Linked DNA regions of Homo sapiens: region 2 is linked to region 1. Evidence: chromatin contacts called from ENCODE Hi-C or POLR2A ChIA-PET data. All regions are on one chromosome and are shown on one strand. The core of a region is the stretch at or near the end of the contact, and the rest is flanking DNA. Distances in the headings are between cores, read along the strand shown. Region 1 holds the start of ZNF775 (zinc finger protein 775). Region 2 has its middle 46 kb from the start of AOC1.

Evidence for each region. Hi-C counts contacts between places; a loop is a spot of excess contacts on that map. ChIA-PET counts read pairs that join two places held with the same protein, here RNA polymerase II (POLR2A). Pooled maps may share reads with other maps.
Region 2: a map with no recorded cell type shows a loop between it and region 1 (18-fold over the local background). The contact joins the enhancer-like site here to the promoter of ZNF775 in region 1. A Hi-C loop is called at or near these places in 1 of 168 maps with a recorded cell type or tissue (OCI-LY7), 3 of 37 single-sample maps with no recorded cell type and 1 of 50 pooled maps. POLR2A ChIA-PET finds 5 or more read pairs at or near these places in 1 of 52 experiments (activated CD4-positive, alpha-beta T cell).

The regions. Positions count from the first base shown.
Region 1 is chr7:150,377,440-150,380,774 of GRCh38, reverse strand. It overlaps ZNF775 (zinc finger protein 775), which reads right to left and starts at 1,445. Exons shown (of 3, transcript NM_173680.4): 1 at 1,383-1,445. ZNF775-AS1 (ZNF775 antisense RNA 1) reads left to right here. Exons shown (of 2, transcript NR_183445.1): 2 at 587-930. RefSeq lists enhancers at 227-286, 2,297-2,456 and a silencer at 1,077-1,886.
Region 2 is chr7:150,896,871-150,900,130 of GRCh38, reverse strand. No RefSeq gene overlaps it. Among named protein-coding and RNA genes, the nearest start is that of AOC1, 46 kb to the right of the region's middle. RefSeq lists silencers at 1,373-1,432, 1,450-1,610 and an enhancer at 1,316-1,610. Within about 2 kb of position 1,475, at least 4 of the 41 ENCODE cell types and tissues checked have a DNase peak (open chromatin) inside an H3K27ac peak, as active enhancers do; they include OCI-LY7, where a contact is called at or near this core.

The DNA of each region.
Region 1 (3,335 bases), core at 196-2,695:
GCCTAAAGAAACTAAAGGTAACATCTTAGCATATGTCCTTGAGTTGTTTTTCAGAAACCCAGACCCCCACCAAATGGACTTGCTGGCACGCACACCTCGGATAAGAGGGAACTGAGAACTCAACTCTGCTCATCTTTCCCCATTGCACCCCGACACGCCCCATCCTCTCGTGGCTCTTGAACTCACCGTGTCCTCGCACCCTGTGACCAACCTTGGAAGGCCCTTGCTCAGTTCTCCCCTTCCCAGCCCAGATTAGGGATCGCTTTGACCAGGAAGCCTTTTTGGACACACCAGGCACAGCCAGGAATCCCTTCTCTGTTTAACCTGTGCACCTAGGACCATCTACATGGAATCATCATTGTCATCAATTTGTTAGTCTGCACAAGACTACATGCATCTTAACACAGGGTCCTTCTCTCTCCCCTGCACCCAGTACAGGCTCCACACACAGTAATCCATTAATAAAAACTGTCATAAGGGAACACTTAAATAAAAGAAATTTCAGTACAAAACAGATTTGAAGCACGGAAGCATGAACCTTCAAGCTGAAAGGAGACAACTGCCATCTAATCTCTTCATTTTACAGATGAACATGGGAACAGTTAGCTGTGAAGCCTTGGGCTGTCGTCCGCCTCCAACCCCTGGGGCTCTGACCACACCCAGCCCCAGCTCAGATCATCTTGCTCAAAGGGCCGAAGGAGGACCCATCTCCACACCTTCCACATGTAGATATCCTCAACGTTCTTCACAGAGGGGATGCCCGCACCCCGCCCCACCGAGTTCGCGGCTGCTGTGCCCATCTTCCTAGAGAGGAGTTCTCCGCCACACCCGACACCACACACTTCCAACTTCTGCGGTGCTTCCCTCTCACTTATCTCCACCCCCAATCCTTATCCCCGCTCGTTTAATCACACATTTATTGGTCACCTACTATGTGTCTGTCACTCTGCAGCGAGCATTGGGGTTCCTGCCCCCAGAAACTGATCTATCAGGGAGGCGAACAGGGACGGGGAACTCGGAACAACGGGACAGCCCAGGAGAGACCGCCCGCGGGCGACCCCTCTACTCGCCACCGCGTCCTCCCTCCATTCTCACTAGCCTCCCTCCTAACCTCGCTGCCCTGGCCTGGCGCCCTCCCCACCCTCGGCCGCGCCCCTTTCCCCTCGGCTGTGTCGGGGCAGAGGGAACGCTTGAGACCCGGGGCTCGGGGGGCGCGCGGGGCTCGGGGCACCCCAGGCCCCCGCCCCATCCCTCCGCCCCAGCCCGGGCCGGGCGGAGGCAGCACGGGAGGAGCGGGGCCGGGCGCTGGTCCATCCCTCGCACCGCCCCTCCCCGCCCAAAATGCAGAGGGACTCGGAGGGAGGCGACGGGGAAATAAATACCTTTGACTTTGTGGCTAAGGTTAACGGGAACTGCCACCCCGAGGGCGACTTGGGCACCGGGCTCCCGGCCCTGGCCATTCCCGGGGCAGGCGGGGCGGGCACGGGTGCCTGATTGGCTGGCGGGCCTGGCCATCCCCGGGGCCGCCCAGCCACTCCATTGGCTGCGCCGCTCAGATGACCCGCCCGGCCCTATCGGAGCAGCCCGCGGGGCGGCTCCTTTGTTCTCTGGAGCCAATAGCCGAGGGGGGAGGGCTGACCTCGCCCCCGGCGGGCGCGCAAGGCCCGGGCGCCGTGAGCGCGCTAGCCGCCGGCCGCGGGGAGGAGACCTTGGGAGGTCGGGCCCCAGATGGCCGGCGGCGTCCTGGCACCCCTGCCAGGCCTGGACTCCGCGTGCGACCCCGTTGTAACGCCTGAACTCAGCGCACGTTCGCCGAGCGCCACAGCGCGCCGGACGCTGTTTCTCCCTGCTGGGGACCCATCAGGGCCCGGACAGAAACCCCGGCTGAGGCTGTGGCTGCCCTCAAGCCGCGATAGCCCCACCGTGGGGTGTGATAACTTTTAGGGTTCACTACGAGGGACCTTAGAAATCATTATACCCGACCCCTTCGTTTTCTGTTTCAGGGAGGTGGTCTCGCTCAGACCCCAGTGGCGCGATCATGGCTCAGTGCAACCTCGAACCCGTGGCTCAACCGAACCTCCCAACCTGCTAACTTTTTAAATATTTTGTAGAGATGGGGGTCTCGCCATGTTGCCCAGGCTGGTCTCGAACTCTTGAGCTTAAGTGACCCTGCGGCCTCGGCCTCCCAAAGTGCTGGGATTACAAACCCGCGCCCGGCCTAATCCCTTTGTTTTCTAGCTGAGGAACGGCTCTGAGGTTACGTTACTAGGTCGGGTTACTAGGTAGGGTTCCCGTGAGCGGAATCATCTCCGCCCAGTTGCCACCCCGGTCCAGACTGCCAGACCTTCAGGAAGGAGTATCTTCGCAACTCCCCACCCCATTGTAAGGAAATTCCTCACACTTCTCCCTCAAAGGGGGCGCAGCTGGGTCAACTCCCACTGGCAGGATGCTCTCCGGAGCTGCTAGAAGCTGCCTCTGGGGCATGAGGTAGATACAGACAGAAGCTGGGCCTCTGAGACTCTACAAACGGTTGCTGTTGGGCAGGCGGACCTTATTTTCTTCAGTCAACAGCTGATTAAACATTTGCCACAGGCCCGGCTGCGGTTTAGCCTCAGTAGCACAGCAGGAACTGGGGACTGAGATTCGATTTTGTCACTAACTTCATGTGTACTTTTTATAAAAGATACTTTTCTGTTTCTGGACTTTGACTTATTCGTCTATAAAATAGGGTTAATAATTTTCTAGTTGCCTGCATACCTTACTGAGTTTTTACCGTTAATTTGGTTATATTATCTATAGAAGGATTTGTAAAATACAAAATCATACACACCCTATAAAGAGGCCACACATCACTAGCTATCAACACTTTGGAGTCTCATTCTCCTGTTTATTTTTTTAAAGACGGGGTCTTGCTATGTTTCCCAGGTTAAAGTACAGTGGCTATTCACAGGCACAATCATAACGCACTTCAGCCTCAAACTCCTGGCCTCAAGGGATCCTCCCACCTGAACTACACCTGAGACTACTGGCATGCACCACCACACCTAGCTTATTTTCTAGAAGAGTACCTAGAAGAGGTTCTACGAAGGCTTGTGGAATACATTCCTGTTGCTGAGACCAGTATTCTAGTTCCAGATTTGCCACTGGCTACAAGTGTTGAGACAGAGCAGGAACCTCTCTTAGGGGTCTGCCACCAGCCCCCCATTCAATGCACGAAAATAAAGAAACATTTGAGTCCCTTCAAGGGAAATTCCAGGCACCTAGCTAGCCCTGCAACCAGCAATTAGGGAAGTGAATGAATGACCTGCTAAGCAAGAAAGTAGTAATAGTTTAAA
Region 2 (3,260 bases), core at 226-2,725, 520 kb before region 1:
AAGCTCTTCTTACCCTGGACTTCTGGAGTGGAAAGAAGGAGCCAGGCCATGTGGGCGCATGGAGTGCTTCTGCTAGTTCCATCCTCCAACAGCCCCAGGGCCAAAACACGTCAGGTGGTCAAGTCCAACATCAATGAGCAGGGGAGTCTATACGGGAGGAGTGTGAGTATTTGCTGAATAATAATAACCCAGACTGTCACCCGCCACCTCAGAGAGGAGCTGTGAGGACGGAGGGAGTCACTGCCTGGTTTGTGCACATGTTAAATGCTTACCCCATGCTAACTGATACGTGGAGGATGTAGGGATGGGTCAGATTCTCAAGGTCTTGATAAATCACGTTGAAAATTTTGGGAGCCATGGAGGCTTCAATCAGAAGGGTGACAGGGTTTGATCTGGATTTCAGAGCAACCCCTCTGGAAGCCGCGTTGAGGTTGGTCTGATGGAGGCGAGACTGGGGTCTCAGGGTGATGAGCAGTAAGTCATCATGGGGAAAGGAAAGATGGAACGAATTCAGGAAATGCTGGGAAGGTGGGACTCACGGGTAGATGGCAGAGGGGCTGTGTGGAGGGAAGCAGGTGCCTAGGCTCTCGGTTCTTGGCTTGGGTCAAGGGACATGATGATAGACCCTGGGCTGGGGAGCACAGGAGGAAGGGCTGGCCTGTGCAGGGGATAGAGGAGGTGATAAACCGGCTTAGACATGTGGAGTGTGAGGTTCTCACAGGACGTTTAGGTAGAGGTACAGGTCTTGGCGTGTAAGAGAAGAATATGGACATGGGACATATATTTGGGAGTCAAATCGGTTAAGGGGCAGGCAGGAAGTGAGCCCCAGTTATTGAGGTTTCCAGGGAATGGGAAATATGCTGGGTTGGCGCAGGGGAACTCCAGTGGCGCATATTCACATGTGGCTGACGTCGCCGTGAGATAGCCATCCTCATATTCTTCTTCTAAACTAAAGCCTGAAATTACTTGGGGGTGGCAAAGCCCAGCAAAAGAGCCCACCCCCAGCCTCCATGGCTAAGGCTTGGCCAATGAGTTGTAAGACAAGTGATGTCTGTGAATTCCGGCAAAGCACAGTGAAGGTAGCCATACCCTTCTCTGTCCCCTCCTCCATCCTACTGCCTGACTTGTATGAGATGGCTGGAGCTCTGGCAGTCACCGTGGACTAGGAGGCTGGGGGCTACATCCCAGGTGGAGGCCGTGAGGAGGAAGGAGGCTGCGTGCCCTAGGCCTTCATGGGGCCCCTAAGCCACTCAGGACTGTGTTTACAGAGAAACACGACTGTCTCTTGTTGAAGCCGCTGTGAACACATTTTTCTGTTCCATTCAGCTGAACTTGGTCCACAGGGAGCCATTTTGAGTCTGCCGTTCTTGGTCAAGCCTCACCCCGGGGGCATTTCCAGCCTCTGTTTTCTCCGCGGGATTAATAAGAGGCAGCCGTGCCCGGTCCAGTCGCCGCGAGGTGTTGTGCGCCACCTGGTGGTCGCGTGGCAGACAGCATTCCTCCAAGCGAGACAGCACCAGCGGCTAAAATGCAGCTATCTGCACCTCGAACCCAGCCCATCTTTTAGCCAATGACAAGCCAAGTGCCCCAGAGTCCTGCATGGCAGTGGACGCTGACAAGAACTCCAGGAATTCCAGATTGCATGGAGCTTCTCGGCTCAGGTGTGTTTTCGGAATCAACTGCGGGCAGTTTCCAAGGAGCCAGTTGGCGGTCCCTGCGTCTCCTCGTCCAGGTCGTGAACTTCTGTACTAAAGGATTCCATGTGACCCCTCTGCTGCAGACTCTGGTCTCAGAGCAATAGTGAGAGCTGGAGAGAAGGGAGGGAGATGACTCACTGCTTTACTGAGCAGGAAATTAACACCAAGGGAGCCTAACCTGGCAGCAGCCTGGAAAAATTGGTTTGCGGTGGTTTGAGCAGTGGGCAAAGTGGGTTTATGTGGGCGAGCTTATTAACACTTCCTTTTGCTGACTGCGGGTACAAGCTTGAAATGGCCAACAGTGCAGCAAATAGAGACCAAGTTGCAAAAATGAGTCTTCATCTCACTGAAGTTTGAGAAATTGCAGAGGCTCGTGGAGAGACTCCTGGTGCCAGGACACGCAGGTCTCCACCCAATCTGGCCACTCTGTGTGTGACCCGGGGCCCGTCCTCTGTCTCCAGGCTCCCCTTGCTACATGAGGTGGCCGGAACACTGCCTGGGTTTTGAGGCCAAGGGTTTGTAGGTGTTGGTGAAGAGAAGGGGCCCCCAGGCTAGGTGAGGGGACCTCAGTTACCTCCCCCTTTCCCAATCATCCTTTTCTGAGGCCACCTTCAATTGCTACCCTATCCTAAAAGGCCTCGAAAAGCAACAGGCTCTGGTGTCCCGACATCTTCTGGTTTCCTCTTCTTTCTGTGAAACAACTGAGTCTCAGCTTTTCTCATTTGCATCCCCACCTGGCAGCTGAAGAGCCGCAAACAAAATAACACCTGCTTTACATGAAGGGGAAGTGACTTGGGGCTGGAGTGAGAGGTGGGCCCGGGTCATAAGTCCTTGTTTGTTTTCTTCTTTCCTTACACTGCTTGGTGGGTTCTTCGTGGTCCTCCGCAAAGAGGGTTTGGGAATGGCGGGTGTCTCTCTCACTCGGAGCCAGCCCCTGTCTCTCTTCTGCACTGTTCCTGAGCCTGGGGTGGGTGTCTGGAGCGAATGGACTGGATTCCTCCCCAGCCCCAGGGTCTCTGTCTCTGGTGAGGGGCAGGTGGCTGTGTGTTGAACAAGCCTCTCCCTCCTCTGATCCACAACCAAACACATACAGGGATGTCCCGGGTAACTCTGGGAGTGTCCCTGTCTCTGGCCCTGCATTCTGGGGTCTGTGAACTGCAAATTGCTAGATGGAGGGATCTGCCTACCCCAAAGGGGAATTTCCAGGGAGAGGGATCTGTCCACCCCAAGGGGTGTGGCCAGGGATCCTCCTCCAGGAGATGAACCCCACAGACATGACTTTGGGTCCAAGCACCATCAATGCCATTTCCTGGGGCTGCATGGCTGGGAACCAGTTTGCCGACCAGTCGGAGCTAGATAGGGAGGGGGCAGGGCCGAAGTGGAGGTCTCCCCCTTTCCTTTCACTGCCTTTCTACATGCGGTGCTGGTCCTGGATCTGTTGTCCTGAGACTCTACACTTGTCCTCTCCCTCCTCTGCCATGTCTTGTGGGGACAGACCCCTGCAAGTGGTATCTCCCACACTTCCAGGTTCCACCCATGGGAGGCCTGAGCATGAGACAGAGG